Linked DNA regions of Homo sapiens: region 1 is linked to region 2. A link is a loop called in an ENCODE intact Hi-C map of the cell type or tissue named here. Cell type or tissue: ovary. All regions are shown on one strand. Links, peaks and the distances in the headings refer to the core of each region. The heading gives the core; the rest is flanking DNA. Region 1 has its middle 8.3 kb from the start of KDM7A-DT. Region 2 holds the start of LOC124901758 (a long non-coding RNA gene).

Evidence for each region. Hi-C counts contacts between places; a loop is a spot of excess contacts. Peaks named below come from ENCODE experiments on the same cell type or tissue, not always from the same donor. Only the 100,000 strongest peaks of a DNase experiment are listed, where the experiment ranks them.
Region 1: a loop joins it to region 2, with 3 times the contacts of the local background. A loop is called at or near these places in 92 of 110 quality-filtered maps.

Annotation. Positions count from the first base shown.
Region 1 is chr7:140,179,927-140,191,120 of GRCh38, forward strand. No RefSeq gene overlaps it. Among named protein-coding and RNA genes, the nearest start is that of KDM7A-DT, 8.3 kb to the left of the region's middle. In ovary, for the core only: no CTCF peak of the experiment used is centred there; no DNase peak of the experiment used is centred there.
Region 2 is chr7:140,310,765-140,321,958 of GRCh38, forward strand. It overlaps LOC124901758 (a long non-coding RNA gene), which reads right to left and starts at 6,478. Exons shown (of 2, transcript XR_007060560.1): 1 at 5,491-6,478. In ovary, for the core only: no CTCF peak of the experiment used is centred there; a DNase peak (open chromatin) is centred at 5,517; H3K4me3 peaks cover 1,697 bases; H3K27ac peaks cover 2,420 bases.

The sequences.
Region 1 (11,194 bases), core at 1,110-9,109, 130 kb before region 2:
ATTACAGTTGTATGCCTCAGATATTTATTTATTTATTTATTTATTTATTTATTTTTATTTATTTTTCTTTTTTTTTTTTTTTTTTTTTTGAGACACAGTCTCACTTTGTTGCCCAGGCTGGAGTATAGTGGCATGATCTTGGCTCACTGCAACCTCCGCCCTCTGGGTTCAAGGAATTCTTTTGCCTCAGCCTCCCAAGTATCTGGGATTACAGACGTGCACCACCACAGCCAGCAAATTTTTGCATTTTTAGTAGTGGCCAGGCTGGTCTCGATTTCCTGACCTCAGGTGATCCACCTGCCTCAGCCTCCCAAAGTGTTGAGATTACAGGTGTGAGCCACCGCACCCAGCCCAGATATTTCTTTATAGCAACGAAAGAACAAACTGATACAGTTGTGTACAAGAGAACTGATCAAACGCAGTCGTGTTGGCCAGACGTGGTGGCTCATGCCTGTAATCCCAGCACTTTGGGAGGCCCAGGCGGGTGGATCATGAAGTCAGGAGATTGAGACCATCCTGGCTAACATGGTGAAACCCTGTCCCTTCTAAAAATACAAAAAATTAGCTGGTTGTGGTGGCACGCACCTGTATTCCCAGCTACTCGGGAGGCTGAAGCAGGAGAATCGCTCAAACCCGGGAGGCAGAGATTGCAGTGAGCCAAGATCGCGCCACTGCACTCCAGCCTGGGCTACAGAGCAAGACTCCATCTCAAAAAAAAAAAAAAAAAAAAAATACAGTCGTGTTGCTTAACAACAGAGGTAAGTCTGAGAAATGCATCGTTAGGCAATTTCATCGTTGTGTGAACACCATAGAGTGTACTTACAACCGTGTTTGGTATAGCTAACTACACACCTAGGCTAGATGATGTAGCCCATCACTCCTAGGCTATACACCTGTATAGCATGTTACTGTGCTGAATTCCATAGGGATTTAGAACACAATGGTAAGAAATTGTGTTTCTAAATATAGAAAAGGGAGAGTAAAAATATCACATCATAATATTATGGGGCACCATCATAATATGCAGTCCATCATTGACGGAAATGTCATTATGCGACACGTGACTGGCAATGAGTTAAGGAAAATGGGAGCCAGGTTTCTCAATGTTCAGGAAGAGAATTACAAATAAGAGGAAACTTTGGTGGTGGGCTAGTAATGGAGGTATCAATCTATCACTATTTGTAGAAATAGATATAGGTGTATATGTACATACCCTGTCCATTGAGAGGATCTGGGAGTAGTGACACCACAAAACAATGAGAACAGCTAGCCCAGGTCTTGGCTTCTAAATACCATTCTCCACTTCATTTTTCTTCTTGGCAAAATAGTTGATTCCAGGACTGGAGAAGAGGGTACGGGATGAGCCTGGAACTTCTTGTAGTACCAGAATATAAGGACGTGCTCAAAGAATAATGAGGCATGTCTAAAGGACACCAGCCAAATCAGGGACAAATTGTACTTCAACATTTAAAAAAAATCATGTATTATAACCCACTGAATAATATAGGAAGCTATACCAGTGTAAAGAAATACATAAATTGAAAGTTTGATAAGCAGTGGAATAGTTTCATAGTTTCAAAGTATCTCCCAACAAAATTCTTACTAATTACAAAGGGAACTAGAGTAACTTTTCAGTGTTAAGGAGCTTGGCAGACACCATCTTAATCAAATGATCAAGTGCCATCAATAATGGGACAAATCAAGATCACGTGCCATCTGATAGGATTTGGTGAGAATACTAGCATCACTTCTGTGCATTTCTGCTCAGTCTATTTAATTAATCTCCAGTTTGGAAATGCAGCTATTTTTAAAAGTACATGAAGAGATCAGTAAAGAATAAAGACACTGTAAGGCATACAAATCTGTAAGGAAAGGTTAGAGAAATTGTAAACACAAAGATTTGATCTTGGGAAGAAAGGGATTAAGGCTAGAACTCTGGATGATGCCAACGTTTTAGTGGCAAGCCCCATACATCATAATTAAGCTCATGGTTTTGGATTCACAACCTACTACCTCTGTGACAACTTATTAACACTTGGATTTTAGTTTTCTCATTTTAATGGGAATGGTAAGCATATCTGCTTCCCAGGGCTGGGTACACTAAAATAACATACTTTGCACAATTCTTAGCATATGATAAGCCATATAGCTACTAACTGCAATTATGAATAATTATTTTGCTACTTGTTCATTAATAATAATAGAGAGGACAGCTCTATTATGAAGAGCAGCTGAAGAGTTAGGACAGAAGACTAGGAGAATATTGTCTCAAAAACAAGCGGGGGATAGAATTTCAAAAGGAAAAATATCTTGAAGAAAGACACCCAGCTCCATGCCAGCATCAGTTGACAATGACCGTGGGACTCCCTCTCCCTTTCTCCTTTGTGGTTTCTCCAATACTCGCAGATCTCTCTTAATTTTCACATCAAATCTAGGGTGTTGTGTTTGTTTTTAACACTTCACTTGTTCATTTAACCTCATTTCTCTGACAAGGAATGTTTGCTCCAAACTAACAATTCTCCTTCCTACTACTAATGATACTGCTCTATCTCCACAACCACGTCTGCTATTCTCTTCCTTAGAAAACAAACGTACTGGCCAGGCACAGTGGCTCACGCCTTAATCCCAGCATTTTGGGAGGCCAAGGTGAACGGATCACCTGAGGTCAGGAGTTCCAGACCAGCCTGGCCAACATGGTGAAACCTCATCTCTAAAAAAATACAAAAATTAGCCGGGCACGATGGCAGGTGCCTGCAATCCCAGTTACTCAGGAGTCTGAGGCAGAAGAATCACCTGAACCTGGGAAGCAGTGGTTGCAGTGAGCCGAGATCGTGCCATTGCACTCCAGCCTGGGCGACAGAGCGAGAATCCGTCTCAAAAAAAAAAAAAAAAAGAAAGAAAGAAAGAAAGAAAGAAAACAAACATATTTTGGGAATATATCTTGGGAATGCTACGTTAAACCATTGACATGCATTAAATGAGAGTGATTTGTTCTTACATAGCACTTGATCCTCCCTGTAACCTGTTCATCAGATTAACGAAACAGGGATTAACTACACAAATTAACTAGCCTGGCTAAAGTTGTGGTAGGAGGACAGAGAAATTTTAATTTTACTGAGCTGGAGGGAAAAGGATAATGTCTGAGTGGAAAAGATTGCCTATGGAGAGTAGGTCTTGAAAGAGTATATCATGGTGCTGGGAGGAAGAAGAGTGGAGTCTAGTCGGGGAAGCAGGACCCAACACACAGAGCTCAGCAGCTTTGTTCACAGCCTGATTATCTTTGCTTCTACCCCAGGAGCTGGGAAAATTCTAAACTGACAGCCCGAGGTTAAGATGTTATTAAAGGAGGACTGTCATGTTGAACACATTCAAAGCGCAAATGTTAATAAAAGTGGTGAAAAAGTATAAAGGAAAGCAAAGCAGATAAATGACATTAGTAAGGACAGTGAATCACAATGTAGCCAGGCATTACAAAGGATACAGTATAAAGTACATAGTATCACTTAGGAAGTATCCTTGCCAAAAATGTTTAACCTGAATATAATTAAACCTTAAGACTTAATTTCCAGCTGACAGGAAATTCAGGAGATAGAGCAGCAACAAGTTGTATGATACCACAAGGAAATAAGACTAATCCAAAATATGAAACATTTCACAAAACCACTAGCTTAGTTTATTTTAAAAGTTGCCATTTTTAAAACAAAGAGTGTAACCTGGGCAACATGGCGAAACCCCATCTCTACAAAAAATAAAAATTAGCCAGGCGTGGTGGCACGCACCTGTCGTCCCAGCTACTCAGGAGGCAGAGGCAGGCGGATCAAGCCTGGGAAGTCAAAGCTGGAATGAGATGGCCAGCGTGGTGGCTCACGCCTGTAATCCCAGCACTTTGGGAGGCCAAGGCAGGTGGATCACAAGGTCAGGAGATGGAGACCAGCCTGGCTAACATGTTGAAACCCAGTCTCTACTAAAAATACAAAAATTAGCCAGGTGTGGTGGTGCATGCCTGTAGTCCCAGCAACTCGGGAGGCTGAGGCAGGAGAGTCACTTGAACCCAGGAGGAGGAGGTTGCAGTGAGCCAAGATCACGTGCCACTGCACTCCAGCCTGGGCAACAGAGCAAGACCCTGTCTCAGAAAAACAAAACAAAACAAAACAAAACAAAACAAAAACAAGGAAGAAAGAGAGAGGGCAAGAGGGAGGAACATTTTTCTAGATCAAAGTCTTAAGAAACATAACTAAATAATACAATTCATGAAGCTTGATGGATCCTGATTCTAAAATATCAGCTATAAAAGACAGTTTGAGGGATAATTTTGAAATTTTAATATAATCTGGATGTTAGGTGAAATTAGGGAAACACTAATTTTCTTTGGCATGATACATTATCATGGTTTATAGAAGAATGTCATTTTTAGAAGACTCGTGCTGAAGCTTTTAAATGATGTCACACTTGCTTTAAAAGATGCAGCAAAAAAAAAGAAGAGGGTGAGGAGAAAGATGAATGAAGCAAACACAATAATATTCACAATTGTTAAATCTAGATAATTATATGTCTGTGGATGTTTATTGTACTATTTGATATTTTTCATAATAAAAAGTTTAAGAATATAGACTTTTTCTTGAGTCTGGCTGGAAGTTTAATAAATCATATTTTCATAATTGATTATTTCCTATTTTGAATACCTCAATAGTTTATTTTCTTGTTATAACATCTTCTAAAGTTGCACATCTTCCAGAGATCAAAATGTTATGGGGCCACTATTTTGTTGAGTTTTATAACCCAAATGGATCATGAAATAAGAATGTAATTTTTTTTTTTTTTTGAAACAGATTCTCTGTCGCCCAGGCTGTAGTGCAGTGGCGCAATCTCGGCTCACTGCAACCTCCACCTCCCAGATTCAAGCGATTCTCCTGCCTCAGCCTCCCTAGTAGCTGGGATTACAGGCACCCGCCACCACGCCCGGCTAATTTTTGTATTTTTAGTAGAGATGCGGTTTCACCATGTTGGCCAGGCTGGTCTTGAACTCCTAACTTCAAGTGATCCACCTGCCTCAGCCGCCCAAAGTGCTGGGATTACAAGTGTGAGCCACTGCGTCTAGCTGGTTCTTCTAAATGGAGATGGAGAGGGTACTTTTTTAGACTAATATATACATACACAGAGTCTCCTAAATCCTCTGAGGGCTGTGCTCTCATCCCTCTCTCCCTAATCTAATGAGACATGTTACTCATGGGAGTACGCTACACTTGTGATCAGTGTGGAAGGAGAAAAAATTTGAGAACCACTGTCTTCCTATAAAAAGTTGCACATTTACCTCTGTCTATCCACGAAAAAAACTCTGGACAAATTTCCATAGAGGGACATTTCTACAAAATATCCAATCAGTATTCCTCAAACTATCAAGGTCATGAAAAACAAGACAAATCTGAGAAATTGTCACAGCCAAGAAGAACCTAAGGAGCCATGACAAGTGTGATGTGGTGTCCTAGTTGGGATCCTGGAAAAAGAATGGACATTAGGTTACAACTAAGAGAATCTGAATAAATTATGAGCGTTAGTTATGAACATGTATCAATATCAGTTTATTAATTATAACAAACATTAATATATCGGACTAATGTAAGATACCAGTAATAGGGGCAACTGGGTACGTGCATTGCAGTCTCTGTGCTATGTTCTTTTCTGTAAATGTAAAACTGTTCTAAAAATAAAACCTATGCAAATTTTTTTTGAGTTTTACCTATCAGGGATCTAGCGCTTAAAGCTGTCCCATGGTCATAAATGCTTTGAATTTATATATTGCCTTGGTCTATCAAAACCCTGTTCCATACATTATCTACAAAGTCCCTGGGTTTCAAATGCCAACCCAGTTACTCAAAAATAGTTATGTGGGCCCTAGTCGTGGTTTCCCATTTTGAATTCTGTGATGCTTTAGTGTAGTTTGGGAAGATATTCCTGGTGGGAGGCCGGGCGTGGTGGCTCACATCTGTAATCCCAACACTTTGGGAGGCCAAGGTGAGCAGATCACGAGGTCAGGAGTTCAAGACCAGCCTGACCAACATGGTGAAACCCCATCTCTACTAAAAATACAAGAATTAGCTGGGTGTGGTGGCACGCACCTGTAATCCCAGCTACTCAGGAGGCTGAGGCAGGAGAATCACTGAACCTGAGAGACGGAGGTTGCAGTGAGCCGAGATCCCGCCACTGCACTCCAGCCTGGGTGACAGATCAAGACTCCATCTCAAAAAAACAAAAAAATACTCCTGGTGGGGTAAATAACATATTGTTTAATAATGATTAAATCTAGAAAATTATGTCTCTCTCTCTCTCTCTCTCTCTCTCTCTGTGTGTGTGTGTGTGTGTGTGTATCTGTTATTAGCCTGAGGGGTTGGCTAAATTTAAAAGTAAAATGCATTCATCCATCCATTCATTTGTCATTATTGTCCACTATAAACATATGATAGTTGCTAAGCACACGGGGATCAAAGACACATTCTCTGTCCTCCAAGGGCTCCCATTCTGTAAAAGAGATAGACAATTAAATATGAAATTGCAACCTAATATACTCAGTACCGTGGTGGAGAAAAACACAAAGAGCTGCAGCTGCATGGAGGAGGGACACCTAACCCAGACTGGGGCTAATCAGAGTGTGTTTCGTCCTAAAGGACGTCCTAAAGGATGAAACATTGAAAGAAATTCTGTGTCCTTCATCATCCCCATTTATGAAATATGAAAAATTTTACCTTTCAAGAAACATAAGAAAATGTTACTCCCAACTCAAGTAGATTTTTCTATGGATTTATTTAATGTTAGGTGTTTGGTTTTTCACATTATAAGAGGCGAACAAAATCACCAAGGTAGTACTTATCAATAAATAAGGTTGAGATCTGTGTCTTCAAAGGAGATTGAATGAGAGACAGTGGAAAAAACCCTACTATATCAACAACCACAGACATTTATTAAGCACTGAAGGCAGTCTGTTTAGCAATATTATAAGTATAAAGAAAAAGTTGATAAACACTGTAATGGAAAATTCTGGGCATGTTCTTATAAATTTTTTTCCATTCTTATTTTGGGGGTAATTCATCCCTGTTTCTGATTGATGGTAATCAATAGTCACTCCTTATGATCAATAAACAATTTTTTTTTTTGAGACAGAGTCTTACAGTAACACCCAGGCTAGAGTGTAGTGACACAATCTCGGCTCACTGCAACCTCCACCTTCTGGGTTCAAGTGATTCTCCTGCCTCAGCCTCCCAAGTAGCTGGGATTACAGGCATGTAGCACCACAACTGGCAAATTTTTGTATTTCTAGTAGAGACGGGGTTTTGCTATGTTGGCCAGGCAGGTCTCGAACTCTTGACCTCAGGTGATCCACCTGCCTCAGCCTCCCAAAGTGCTAGGATTACAGGCATCAGCCACTGCTCCCGGCCAATATTTTTAAAATTCAAAGAATCTCTTTCAAATGGAATCCAAATGATGAATAATTCTTTTTTTCTTTTCTTTTTTTTTTTTTTATTTTAGAGACAAGGTCTTGCTCTGTTGCTCAGGCTGGAGTGCAGTGGTGCAATCCCCCCACCTCAGCCTCCAGAGTAGCTGGAACTACAGGCTCGCACCACCATGCTCAGCTATTTTTTTTTTATTTTATATTTTTTTGTAGAGACGAGGGTCTCCCTGTGTTGCCCAGGCTGGTCTTAAACTACCAGCCTCAAGCGATCCTCCTGCCTCAGCCTCAAAAATTGCTGGGATTACACCCATAAGCCACTGTGCCCAGCCAAGTAATTCTTTTGTGACTTGAAAATTGCAACACTAAATATATATGTAATAACTTCAGATATTGCGCATTGTCTTTAAAATCCTCATATGTGTCTTACAAAGCTTTTTACCCATGGATAACTAATTTATGGCCTAATAAATCTATAGATTTAATTAAATTGTGAGTCCTATCTCTTCATTTTATTGCCTCACAGATTTATTCCTTTATAGGTTCTAATTAAGAAATTAAACCAAAAGGAATTCAAAGTTTTAACTTTATTTTCTAATTTGCACAAAAGCTGCAAAATACCACTAAATATTAATATATTTCTTCATAATGTAGGAGATAGAGTTCAGAATTCCCAACTATCTTTTGCTTAAGTACTTAAAAATCATCATTAATATATAGTCAGCCCTATTATTCAGGAGTAGTTATGAGAAAGAAGTTTATATTGCCATATGTTTGAGGAAGAATAGGTTTAAAGATATTTTAACGCGTGTATTGAAAAGGACAACTTTATCATGTAGTAACAAAGATAAGCTGGATTCATAGGATTTTATGGAAGTCTGTTTCAGGTAAGACACTGATGTCTCCAAGACAGGATGTCATGGAGAAAATGAAAGGCATGGCAGATCACTTGAATTCAGGAATCCAAGACCAGCCTGGCCAACACGGTGAAACCTCATCTCTACTAAAAATACAAAAATTAACCGGGCGGGGTGGGGGAGGTGGAGGTTGCAGTGAGCCGAGTTTGCACCACTGCACTCCAGCCTGGGCGACAGAGTGAGACTCTGTCTCAAACACACACACACACACACACACACACACACACACACACACACACGAAAGAAAAGGAGAAAGGAAAGAAAGGGAAGGGAAGGGAAGGGAGGGGAGGGGAGGGGAAGGGAAGGGAAGAAAGAAGCAAGAAAGCGAAAGAAAGAAAGAAAAAGCGAGGAAGCGAAAGAAAGAAAGAAAAGAGCAAGAAAGCAAAAGAGAAAGAAAGATAAAAAGGAAGGAAGGAAAGAAAGAAAGGGGAAGGGACAGAGGGAGGGGAGGGGAAGGAAGGAAGGAAGAAAGGAAAAAGAAAACAAAAGGCAAAAATCATTCTTGCTTTTTTTTTTTTTTTGAGATGGAGATTACAGGCGTGAGCCACCGCACGCAGCACTTTTGGGAGGCCGAGGAGGGCGGATCACGAGGTCGGGAGATGGAGACCATCCTGGCTAACACGGTGAAACCCCGTCTCTACTAAAAATACAAAAAAAAAAAAAAAGTTAGCCAGACTCGGTGGCGGACACCTGTAGTCTCAGCTACTCGGGAGACTGAGGCAGGAGAATGGCGTGAACCCGGGAGGCGCAGCTTGCAGTGAGCCAAGATCGCACGGCTGCAGTCCAGCCTGGGCGGCAGAGCAAGACTGCGTCTCAAAAAAAAAAAAAAAAAAAAAAAAAAGAAAGTGATTAGTAAAACAGCAAAGGGTTAAGCATGAGGTACACAGGGAGCTCTGAAGAGCCAAGAGTTTCAGAGGACTTAGAGAAAGGGACATTCTATCAAGAACAAATGCAGAATGGCAGCACAGACTTGTAGAAAAGGTGTCAGGAAGATGAAAGCCTAGGATGAGCTGGGCCTTGCCAAAATAAGTTAAGGACAACTAAAAGGACTCTTTAATCTATATTTAGAAAGAGAAGAAAGAACAAGAGAGGTGTAGGCATGATGCTTGGGGCAGATGGTGTGATACTGACAGATGACAAAGCAAAATTGCTCCATTTCTATTTTGTTTTCATCTCTCTTATCATTGGACGTCTTTGAGCTAGAAAATACTCTGTACCAAAAAAGATGGACATGTGACTGAGTATTGATTTGACCCATTTATTTGTAGCAGGATTAGGCAGACTAGAAAAGTTCTCTATTTGAAATTAGACAAGGCCGGGCACAGTGACTCACACCTGTAATCCCAGCACTTTGGGAGGGCAAGGCAGGTGGATCACCTGAGGTCAGGAGTTCAAGACCAGTTTGGCCAACATGGTGAAACCCCGTCTCTACTAAAAATACAAAAATTAGCCAAGTGTGGTGGTAAACGCCTGTAATCCCAGCTACTAGGGAGGCTGAGGCAGGAGAATCACTTCAACTTGGGACATGGAAGTTGCAGTGAGCCGAGGTCACGCCACTGCACTCCAGCCTGGGTGACAGAGCAAGACTCTGTCTCAAAAAGAAAAAAATTAGACCAATTTGCTGAATGAGGCCAAAGGGAAGTATCAAAGTATGGGAGAAGTGGAGGCAGGTGGGGCTGGAGAGTCAGACCCAGGGGCAGATGCATGGAGAAGGGTAAGTCTGTCACAAAAAGGGGGAAAAAACAAACAAACAACAAAAAAAAAACCATTGTCCAAAGGAAATGGTAAAACCAGATGACAATGCAGAAAAAGCTGTGTTGGCAATGGGACCAGGGACAATATAATAGAGAATGGAAAATAGAGCTAGTATTCTGTGCCAGGAACTCTCCAAGCTGCTTAGTATATATTGCCTCATTTAATCCTTACAACAATCTTCATGCAAGTGGTATTATGATCCCTGGTTTCTCTAATGTGGAAAACAAGACTTCATTTGCCTAAGGTTATTCAGCTAGAAAGCGGAGCGGGTGAGATTTGACCTCAGGTCTGGGTGACTTCACAGTCTATTTTTCCTCTATATGCTGAAGAGGGCACAGTGATGTGGAATCCAAGGGACAATAAATTCAAGAAGAATCTGAGGTGCCCACTGGGATCAAGGAAGTCTGTGAGCAGGAATGAGAGTCCCCATCATGGGGCTAGAAGTTAGGGTAGGATGACCTTTCCTGGGCAAGAAGACACAAGGACAAATGGACACAAGGAAAGTTTTGGAGGTGATAGATATGTCTATTACCCTGATTGTGGTGATGGTTTCATGGGAATATGCATATGTCCAAACTCATTACCTTGTCCAACTCATTCCATGCAGTTTATTGTGTATCAATTATACCTCAGTACAGCTGTTTTTTTAATTAAAGAAAAGAACAAAGTTAGGTACTAGGTATAAATTGTCTTGTACATATGAAAACAATGACCTACTCACAGAGATTAGGACAGAAGGTCAGGAATTAGTAGTACAATTCTAGGAAGGGTGATTTTATGCTGAGCTGCTTAAATACTTCCTGCAAAGATCCATGAAACATGGGAGTATGGTAAAAAGAAACCCCAGGATGAGAGCTGAGCAGAGACCTAGAGAATAATCTCTCAGATTGGAGAGGACAGAAGGCTCCAAAAGGAGGGTCTCCAGGGATTAAAAAAATAATGAAACAGGCAGAGTGTGGTGGCTCATGTCTGTAATCCCAGTGTTTTAGAAGCCGAGGCGGAAGGACTGCTTGAGCCCAGGAGTTCAAGGCTACAGTGAGCCATGATCACGCCACTGTACTCCAACCTGAGCGACAGAGCA
Region 2 (11,194 bases), core at 2,167-10,166:
CTAATTTTAGAACATTTTCATCACCCCCAAAAGAAACCCTGTACCCATCAGCAGTCACTCCTCATTTCCCTCCTCCCCAACACTCCAGCCTCAGACAACCACTAATCTGCTTTCTGTCTCAATAGATTTGCTTATTTGGAACATTTCATATAAAGGGAATCATACAATATCTAGTCTTTTGTAACTGGCTTCTTTTTTCACTTAGCAAAATGTTTCAAGGTGGGTTTATGCTAAAGTATGTATCAGCACTTTAATCCTTTTCATGGCTGAGTAATATTTTATTGCATGGATATGCCACATATTATTTATCCATTTATCAGTTGATGGACATTTGGGTTGTTTCCATCGTTTGGCTATTATGAATAATCCCACAATGAACACTCATGTACAAGTGTTTGTGTGGACATATGTTTTCATTTCTCTTGTGTACATGCCTAAGAGTAGAATTTTTTTGAACATAACTCTAGGGTTTTTGTTTTGTTGAGACAGGATCTTACTTTGTTGCCCAGGCTGAAGTGCAGTGGTATGAACATGGCTCACTGCAGCCTTGACCTCCTGGGCTCAAGTGATCCTCCTGCCTCAGCCTCCCATGTAGCTGGGACCACAGGTGTGTACCAACATGCCTGGCTAACTTTTGTATTTTTTGTAGAGACAGGGTTTTGCCATGTTGCTCAGGCTTACTCTCAAACTCCCGGGCTCAAGCAATCTGTCCACCTTGGCCTCCCAAAGTGCTGGGACCACAGGCGTGAGCCACCATGCCCAGCCTTGTAACTCTATGTTTAACTTTTTTTTTTTTTTTTTTTGAGATGGAGTCTTACTCTGTTGCCCAGGCTGGAGTGCAGTGGAGCAATCTCATCTCACTGCAACCCCCATCTCTCACTGCAACCCCCACCTCCCAAAGTGCTGGGCTTACAGATGTAAGCCACCACACTAGCCATGTTTAACATTTTGAGGAACCACCAAACTGTTTTCCAAAGTGGCTATAACACTTTACTATTCTACCAGCAATGTATGAAAATTCTAATTTCTCCATAAATTCACTATACTTGTTATTCTCCATCTTTTTTATTATAGCCAACCTGGTGGGTGTAAAGTGATATCTCATTGTGGTTTTTATTTGTATTTCCCTACTGACTAATGATGTTGAGCTTTTTTAATGTGCTTATTGACCATTTGTAAATCTTCTTTGGAGAAATGTGTCTTCAGATCCTTTGCCTGTTTTTCAACTGGGTCATGTCTTTTTGTTGTTGTTGAGTTGTAAAAGATCTTTATATAGTCTGGACGGAAGTCCCTTATTGGGTATATGATTTGCAAATATTTTCTCCCATCTGTGAGCTGTCTTTTCCTTTCTTCCTGGTGTCTTGTGAAACACAAAAGTTTTCTACTGGATAAAGTCCAGTGTATCTGTTTTTTCTTTTGTTGCTTGTGCTTTTGGTGTGGATCTGAGAAACCATTGCCTGACTCAATATCACAAAGATTTAGTCCTATGTTTTCTTCAAAGTGTTTTCTAGTTTTAGCTCTTACATTTAGATGTATGATCCACTTTGAGTAATTTTTTAATATATGGTGTGAGGTAGGGATCCAAACTCATTCTTTTGCATTTGTATTTAGATATTACATTTTGATCCTGTTTCTTTTTGACTTGTTCTATGATATTGTACCTGTTTTCCATAAACCACCTTTTATTTATTTATTTAGACACAGGGGTCTCACTATGTTGCCCAGGCTGGACTCAAACTCCTGGGCTCAAGCGATCCTCTGGCCTCAACCTCCAGAGTAGCTGGAACTACAGACACACACGATCATGCTCAGTTCCACAAATCACCTTTTACATGTCTTTGATGAGACTACACCAAGAGTGATAAAAAAGAAAACCCTAAATGGAGAAACAGTCCACATGAGGAAGTGGTTAGCCCTTCTTTCATTGCCTGTAATCTGTAACTCATTTCTCCAATTTTAGTTTTTTCCCCTTTTCTTATAATATTTTACAATGCAATTTAGCACCTGTTTGATTCAGTCAGTGGTAACTGTACCAATTAGTCCTGACCTAACCTTCAGCTATTCTGTTCTATCCCATTTCTATCTATCTATCTATCTATCTATCTATCTATCTATCTATCTATCCATCCCTCTATCTATCTATTTAGAGTTGAAGTCTCACACAGTCACACAGGCTGGAGTGCAGTGGTACAATCATAGCTCACTGTAGCCTTGAATTCCTGGCCTCCAGTGATCCTCCTGCCTCAGCCTCCTGAGTCTCTGGGATTACAAGCATGAGCCATCAATTTAAAACTTCAATTTGACAAAGACTATGAGCACCAACAATGTGTCTGTTGGTCCTGGGTAAATCAGAGGTGAAAAGACAAGTGCCCCACCCTCAGACTATCACAGCCAAGATGGAGAGAGGTCTGGCATGTAAACAAATAATGAGGGAGTATGAACATAAGAGGGAAGGAGTGATTGTGTGAGGGGGCTGGAAAACCTCATGAAGGGAGGGGATTGGGGCAAAGGCTCAGAGCAGGGCCCAGGCAGGGACCAATGTCTGATGCCAGCTGGGTGAGGCCCTTGTCAATCTGGATACCAGATGCCCCATCTAGAGGAGGCAGTTTCCACTCATCCCCAGCAGATCATATCACTGTAGGTGGACCCAGGAACGTCAAGATAAGTTGAAAAAAATTCTGAGCCAGGCGTGGTGGCTCATGCCTGCAATCCCAGCATTTTGGGATGCCGAGGTGGGTGGATCACCTGAGGTCAGGAGTTCAAGACCAACCTGGCCAACATGGTAAAACCCTGTCTCTACTAAAAATACAAAAATTAGCTGGGTGTGATGGTAGGTGCCTGTAGTCCCAGCTACTCAGGAGGCTGAGGCAGGAGAATCGCTTGAACCCAGGAAGCAGAGGTTGCACTGAACTGAGATCATGCCACTGTACTCCAGCCTGGACAACAGAGCAAGATTCCATCTCAAAAAAAAAAAAAAAAAAAAAAAAAAAAAAGGAAGGAGTTGAAAAAAAGATCTAATTTTTGTGTGGAATTCCTCATTTTTGAAAGTTGTTAATTAATTTGAATTTTAAAACTCTATAGTGGGTTCCCCAAATGTTGCATAAAATTACTATACAATGCAGCAATTCCACTCCCGGGTATACTCCCCCAGAGAAATGAATACAGGGATTCAAACAGATATTTGTAGGCCAATGTTCACTGCAACCCGAAGTGGAAACAATCCAAGTGTCTATCAACAGAGGAACTGATAAATAATATGTGATATATTCATACAATGCAATATTCACCCATTAAAAAAAAGTTCAGTTCTAATGCATGCTACAACATGGACGAACCTTGGAAATCTTATGCTAAGTAAAATAAACCAGCCACAAAAGGACAAATATTATATGATTGCACTACGTGAAATACCTAGAATAGGCAAATTCATACAGACAGAAAGTAGATAAGAGATTACCAAGGGCTGGGGCAGGGAGGTGGGTGGAGGTGCCTAGGAGTTCTTGCTTAATGGTACAGTTTCTGCTTGGGGTGATGAAAACGTTTTGGAAACAGTGGGTGATGTTTGCACAACATTGCAAAAGTAACTAATGCCACTACATTGTACACTTAATAATGGTTAACATGGGGGCTGGGCGCGGTGGCTCATGCCTGTAATCCCAGCACTTTGGGAGGCCGAGGTGGGCACATCATGAGGTCAGGAGATCGCCAGAGGAGTTGAGTCCTGAGCAACTGCAGAGAGGGAGCCTGCTCCTAGGACTTCGTACAAATTCCAAATGGGATATATGGAGTTCTAGGGAAGGCATGTAAATTCAGTAAAACTCATTCCGACTTTAATTAAACAGCCCAGAGCACAGGTCCTATTAGTGGTGGGCTGGTTTCATCTCTTATGTGAAAGAGGTTTACTGAAAAAAGAGCAGCGTGATAGAAATCAAACACAGATCAGGGGGCTCAGCCTGACTGTGCTAACCAAGTCTGTGCCCTTTGGAATCTACGCTGAATGATGATCTCGCTGTGCCTCAGCGTCCTTGCTTCTCAATGGGGCGAAGTCTCTGTCCTATCCAGTTCATGGGATGGCTCTGATGAGAAAAATGAAAGCGATTTCCAAACATTTCACATCTAAGTGCCCCGAATTGTCCCAGGGCTGTGAATTTTACCTATCCTCTGTGCTTTACAACGTTACATAACATGTTTGAAATAAGTGGGTCGTCCACCGGGGTTTGGAATTCACTGTGATCTGGAGACCTGGTCGTATTTATTGTAAGTTTTGACTCCTGAACAAAAAGTGAAACATTATTCGCACTCAAGCTCCTCCTGTGTTCTATCCTTACGCAGGACATCATCCACACAGCACCCCATTCTTCATCTTGCATTGCTCTTTTTGGAAATAAGTATATTTGGATGTTTTGTTACTAAAGCTGCATTCTCCCCGCAGCATGCGTGCTCTGCAGCAACAGGGAAGGGAAAACAGGAACGCTCTGAAGCAGTACATTCCTGCACACCCACACAGAGCCATGGCTTCCTAGACAAGTCCCCGAACCTAGATGTCTGCAGTGTCCTGGCACGCTGCTGGTAAGTGACAGACACAGGCAGGGCTGCAAGGCTAGGAGCTCCCTCTGTGAGGGAGGAACAAGGACACTTCACAGCTTTCACTTGAGTGGATCCAAGAGAATGTTTTGTGAAAGTGGCAAAAGAGGTAAAACGGCTTTTTCGCTGCAGAAGTAAAGTGGGACACCCAGCGAGAGCCTTGCTGAGGGAAACCATGCAGCCTGTGGCCTGGCTCTGGCTGACCAGATGAAGAATGATCCCTTTCTAAGCCTATTATGGCACTAGGATGGTTTTTCAACCCATGATTGTGTTGCGGGTCAAAGCAGGGTAGCTGTGATGAGCCCCAGGCCTGGACCCACACTAGGGAGTTCAGTGTTGAGGGCAGCGGGCCACCCCCTCCCATCATGGCCAGCAATCGGTTGTGGACCAGCCAAGAGGCACGGGGGCACCTGGCCGAAAAATTATCCCCAGAGGCAAACATTTAACAGCTGTGATGTCTTAAATAAATATCATTCTTGCTGAGCAAGGGAAGAAAGAAAAGAATAAACAGAAAAGAGTGGGAGAAAGAAAGAGAACAGAATGCAGATTAGATTTAAGAGGGGCAGATACGATGATGAGGGGTGGTGTCTAGATCAGTGCAGGAGCACTGAGTAGCTCGCTGGGGCTAAGCGGGCCCCACCATCAGACCCGTCCCTAGAGCTGGCAGTGAAGATTCCCCTCTTCTCTAAACGTGCCTAGGGCTTAACGCAGAGGGGAGCCGGGAGTCCTTCAAGAAGCCACGAAGGCTTCACCCTGGCACAGACCCAGAGCAGGCACCCTTTCCTCACTGGCAGCATCCCCTGCAACATCGGCCTCCCCTCTGCTAGGCAGCCCATAGGGCCCAGGGAGGGCACAGAACCGAGCCATGGAGGAAGGGTGATGAGGAGAGGGAGCTGCCTGACTCACCCCGTCCTCAGTCACTTGGATCACGGGTGGGCAGGCCTGCAGATGATGAATCACTGAGAGCTGTGAACGCTATTCTGAGCTCTGCCAAGAACACGAGTGCTCTTGTTGGCACCCTGGCACCCTTCACAGTTTCTCTCCTTCCTTGTCTGGCTGCCAGGAGACATGCATTGTAGGAACTGGGTATCTGAGAGGTTTTTTTTTTAGCCCAACACAGAAACCATCTAACTCTTTCTATTCTTCCTGCTTCTTAACCAGTTCTTGGAAGTCACTGATTGGAAACCGGAACTGAAAGCCACCTCCTTCCCAGCCTAGCTGAGACAGCCTTGCTGAGAAGCCATTCCAGGGCAGGGCAGACCTTATGGAATTTACCAAATGAATCACCTGGCTACGTGTTTGGCTATGTGTCTGAAAGTACCCAGGAATTATGTCAGTTAAGTTCTAGATTCTATAAGGAAAAATCAGACCGGCACCTAGAGCTCTGTAACTGCACAACACATGAGTTAATTTCTCAATCTATCTGGTTCCCATACAGTCTATGAGAACTTTTATCCACTTTCATCTTTCATCCATAGAAAGAGTTAAATGCTGTACAGACTAAATCAAACCCACCACATGCTGCTGGGCTCAGCTACCAGGAATTTAAATAAGAACCTGCCTGTGTGACATTCTCACGCTCCTGTGTATTAAATTGCAAGGGGATCCACAGGGGAAAGTAAGCTGTCCTTCACCTTCTCACTGTCTTGTGTCACAAGCCCTTGGGAATGGGTATTTGGAAAAGCAAAGGTCATGCCTGTATGCTTCAGGAAGATGAGGAGAGTATACGTTCCATTCACAAACATATACTGAATATGAAGAAGGCATTTTGAGGGTTACAGAGATGGAAGCACCTCAAGGAGATTAAATCTAGTAGGAGAGATAAGAAGTGTACACAGATCATTTTAAATAACCACCAGCCAGGCGCGGTGGCTCACGCCTGTAATCCCAGCACTTTGGGAGGCCAAGGTAGGAGGAACACTTGAGGTCAGGAGTTCAAGACTAGCCTGACCAACATGGCGAAACCCCATCTCTACTAAAAATATGAAAATTAGCTGGGCGTGGTGGCGTGTGCCTGTAGTCCCAGCTACTGTGGAGGCTGAGGCAGGAGAATCACTTGAACCCGGGAGGTGGAGGTTGCAGTGAGCTGAGATCATGCTCCAGCCTGGGTGGTAGAGTGAGACTCTGTCTCAAAAAAATAAAATAAAATAAATAAGCACTGAGTCCTATGTGATATGAAAAAGAATTAACTGGTTTGGTGAAAGGCAGGATTCACAAACTGTGCCTTGAAGAATAAGCACAATTTCCACCAGGGAAGACAGAGATGATACCAAAGGTGCAGAGAACTGCCCCATTTTTCTACAAGGATGTGGGGAGATAAAATCAGAGCAGTACATGGGGTTTAGACATGCAGTGCCTTAAATGACAGGCTTAGGAGCTTGGGCTTGATCCAGTGGGTGTGGAGAACCCACAAGGTGACAGGGGTGATCCAATCAGAGCTTCCAGAAGCTTGGTCTGGCAGCTGTGGCAAGATGACTTGAAAGGAACGGAAACCAGAGATAGGGAACCAGCGTCGTAGTTCAGATGGGAACTAATAAAGGCCTGATGAGGGAAGTAACAATGAGATAGAAAAAGACACTTGTGTGTATAATGTTACGGAGATAATTAAACAGAGGCCAAATATTCACCAAATGTGAAGAAATGAAAGAAGAAGAGAAAGGCATCAAAATGATTCTGAAATACTCAAAACCACTAGAGGTGGATGTGTTTTTTCAACTGGAAAAAATGATTTGTAGCCAAATTGATGGAGAAGATTACAGTGCCATCAACAGGCATATGGACCTCAAGAGGAGAAAAAATCGGGGGATGGTTCTCCCTTGTGAGGGTGAGAGGCCATGGAGATGACCAGAACACGGTCGAAAATGCATACAAGCGTGATCAGGGCTGGAGAGAAGGATCCGGGAGTCACCCATGCAGCAGTCACAGTGGGAAGCATGGGACACAGCAAAGAAAAGCGTTCCAAAGGCAGAACTAACCAAACAAAGACCTACACTGACAGAATGGAGGAAACAGAAACAACATGGGGGAAAGCAAAAAAAACGAGCATTTATGGAGTCTCAACCGTATGCTTGTGGTAAGACATTTGCCTATGTTATCCGCAAAGTATTTCTTCCATTTTACAGATAAGAAAACCGAATCTAGTCTACTCCATCAAACAACCCAAATTCCAGAAATCCAAGAGTCATTCTCTGCAAATCCATCTCCCTCACCTCTCAGTCAATTGCAACACACCTTGTTAATACTACCTTCTAATCTTTCTTGACTCGATTCCCTTCTTCCAGCCTTACTTTAGAGCCTTCCTTTAGGTCCTCAGGTGTCCCCTGCTTAGTCAATAGCTTCCTCTCTCCAGGTCTCTCGCATCATGGTCTTACCCATTACCACTCCATCTCCTCTACCACCAAGGGTTCCAACACACAAATCAGTTCTCACAACACCTTCAGAAGCTAGCAAGGGCCTTGGTGAGGTGGCTCTCACTCTCTGGGATCACCTCAACCACTCACTTGCAGGCACCCCATACTCTGGCCTCACAGACCTATCTGTGGCTCACAGAATACAGCTACCTTCCCATCGCTGCACATGTTCCCTGTTTTTCAAGACTATCTCCTACTGTTTTTTAAGAGCAATTCAGGCATCATATCCTCGAGGTGTTCAGACCTTCTCAGGGGCCTGTTTTCTGTACCCTTCACTGCTTTGGCCATACCCCCATCATAGCTCTTACCACACTACAACTTAATCTATATGATTAAATTCAATTTAATCTCACTCTATCTAACACTCAATATTTTCTGGTGAAATTAACGAACGAATCAATTCAAATCCAAGTCTGATTCTGAGGTTCTCATTCTTTCCACTACACAGAGCAGAAAGAGAAACAGGATGGTGCAAGATGACAAAAAGGCAAGAGGCCATTCACAAAACACTCACAGCTAACATCATACTTAATGGTGAAAGACTAGATGCTTTCCTCCTAAAATCAGGAGCAAGACAGGGATGTCTGCTCTCACCACTTCTGTACAACACTGAACTGAAGATTCTAACCAGGGAAATTGGGCAAGAAAAAGATAAGGCACCCAGAGAAAAAGAAGTTAAACTATCTCTATTCCCAGATGACATGATCCTATATCTAAAAACATCCTAAGGAATCCACAGAATTATTAGAACAAATAAGTTCAGCAAGATTGCGGGATACAGATCAATATACAAAGCTCAATTGTATATCTCTATATACTAGTGTTGAACAGCCCAAAATGAAGGTAAGAAAATAATTCCACTTACAATAAAATTTAAAAGAAAAAAATGGCTGGGCACAGTGGCTCATGCCTATAATCCCAGGACTTTGGGAGGTCGAGGCGGGTGGATCACCTGAGGTCACGAGTTTGAGACCAGCCTGGCCAACATGGTGAAACCCCGTCTCTACCAAAAACACAAAAATTAGATGGGCGTGGTGGTGGGCGCCTGTAATCCCAGCTACTCAGGAGGTTGAGGCAGGAGAATCGTTTGAACTTGGGAGGCAGAAGTTGCAGTGAGCCAAGATCACTCCATTGCGCTCCAGCCTGGGCAACGGGAGCGAACTCTGTCTCAAAAAAAAAAAAAAAAGAAAGAAAAAAATACAAAATACATTTAACAGAATAAGTAACAAGACTTGTGCACCAAAAACTATAAAACATCACTGAAAGAAATTAAAGGCATAAATAAATAAAAAGGCATCCCATATTCATGGATTGGAAGGTTTAATATGGTTAAGATGACAATACTCCTCAAATTGATCTACAGACTCAACACAACCCCTATCAAAATCCCAGCTGTCTTGTTTTGTAGAAATTGACAAGCTAATTCTAAAATTCATATGGAAATGCAAGGGACTCAGACTCACCAAAGCGATTTTGAAAATTAAGAACAAAGTTAGAGGACTCACACTTGCTGATTTTAAAACTTACTACAGGCGAGGCATGATGACTCATGCCTGTAATCCCAGCACTTTGAGAGGCTGAGGTGGGTGGATCATTTGAGGTCAGGAGTTAGAGACCAGCCTGGCCAACATGGTGAAACTTCGTCTCTACTGAAAAAATAAAAAATTCAAACTTAGCCAGGTGTGGTGGTGGGTGCCTATAATCCCAGCTACTCGGGAGGCTGAGGCTGAGGCAGAAAAATCACTTGAACCCAGGAGGCAAAAGTTGCAATTAGCCAACAATGCACCACTGCACTCCAGCCTGGGCAGCAAGACCCTGTCTCAAAAAAAAAACTTACTACAAAGCTACAGTAATTAAGACAGAACGGTATTGACATAAAGACAGACATACAGATCAATCTGATAAAATTGAGAGTCCAGAAATAAACCTTTACATTCATGGTCAATTGATATTAAACAAAGATGCCAAAACATTTCAATGGAGGTGAAAGTAATCTTTTCAACAAATGATGCTGGGCAACTGGATATTCACATGTAAAAAAATGAATGTGCCTCCTACTTCATACCATATGCAAAAAATAACACAAAATGGATCATACGCCTGAAAGTAAGGGCTAGAACTATGAAACTCTTAGAAGGAAACATAGGAATAAGTCTTTGTAACCCTGGATTAGGCCAAGATATCTGATATATGACACCAAACCCAAAAGTGACAAAAGGAAAAATAAACTGGACTTCATCAATATTATTTTTTTGTGTGTTTCAAAGGACACCAGTAAGAGGCCGGGCTCACGCCTGTAATCCCAGCACTTTGGGAGGCTGAGGCGGACGGATCACGAGGTCAGGAGATTGAGACCATCCTGGCTAACACGGTGAAACCTTATCTCTACTAAAAAAAAATACAAAAAATTAGCCAGGCGTGGTGGCCGGCGCCTGTAGTCCCAGCTACTCGGGAGGCTGAGGCAGGAGAATGGCGTGAACCCGGGAGGCGGAGCTTGCAGTGAGCCGAGATCGCGCCACTGCACTCCAGCCTGGGCGACAGAGCGAGACTTCGTCTCAAAAAAAAAAAAAAAAGGACACCGGTAAAAAAGTGAAAAGACAGTCCACAGAATGGAAGAAAATTTTGCAAATGCTACATCTGATAAGGGAGTTACATCCAAAACATTAATACATAAAGAACTCTTACAACTCAACAATAAAAGGACAAATAATCTAATTAAAAAATAAAAAAAGACGGCAAGGTACGGTGGCTCATGACTGTAATCCCAGCACTTCGGGAGGCCGAGGCGGGCAGATCACCTGAGGTCAGGAGTTCGAGTTCAGCCTGGCCAACATGGTAAAACCCCATCTCTACTAAAAATACAAAAAAAATTAGCCAGGCATGGTTGTGGTGCCTGTAATCCCAGCTACTCGAGAGGCTGAGGAACGAGAATCATTTGAACCTGGGAGGCAAAGGTTGCAATGAGCCAAGATCGCACCACTGCACTCCAGCCTGGGCAGCAGAGTGAGTCTCTGTCTCAAAAAAAAAAAAGAGCAAAGAAGGTATTTCACCAAAAAGATATTCCAATGGCCAATAAGCACATGAAAAGATGCTCAGCATCATTATCATTAGAGAAATGCAAATCAAAACCACAATAACACACCACTTCAAATTATTAGGATTATTAAAATTTTTAAAAGATAAGCAATAACAAGCGTCAG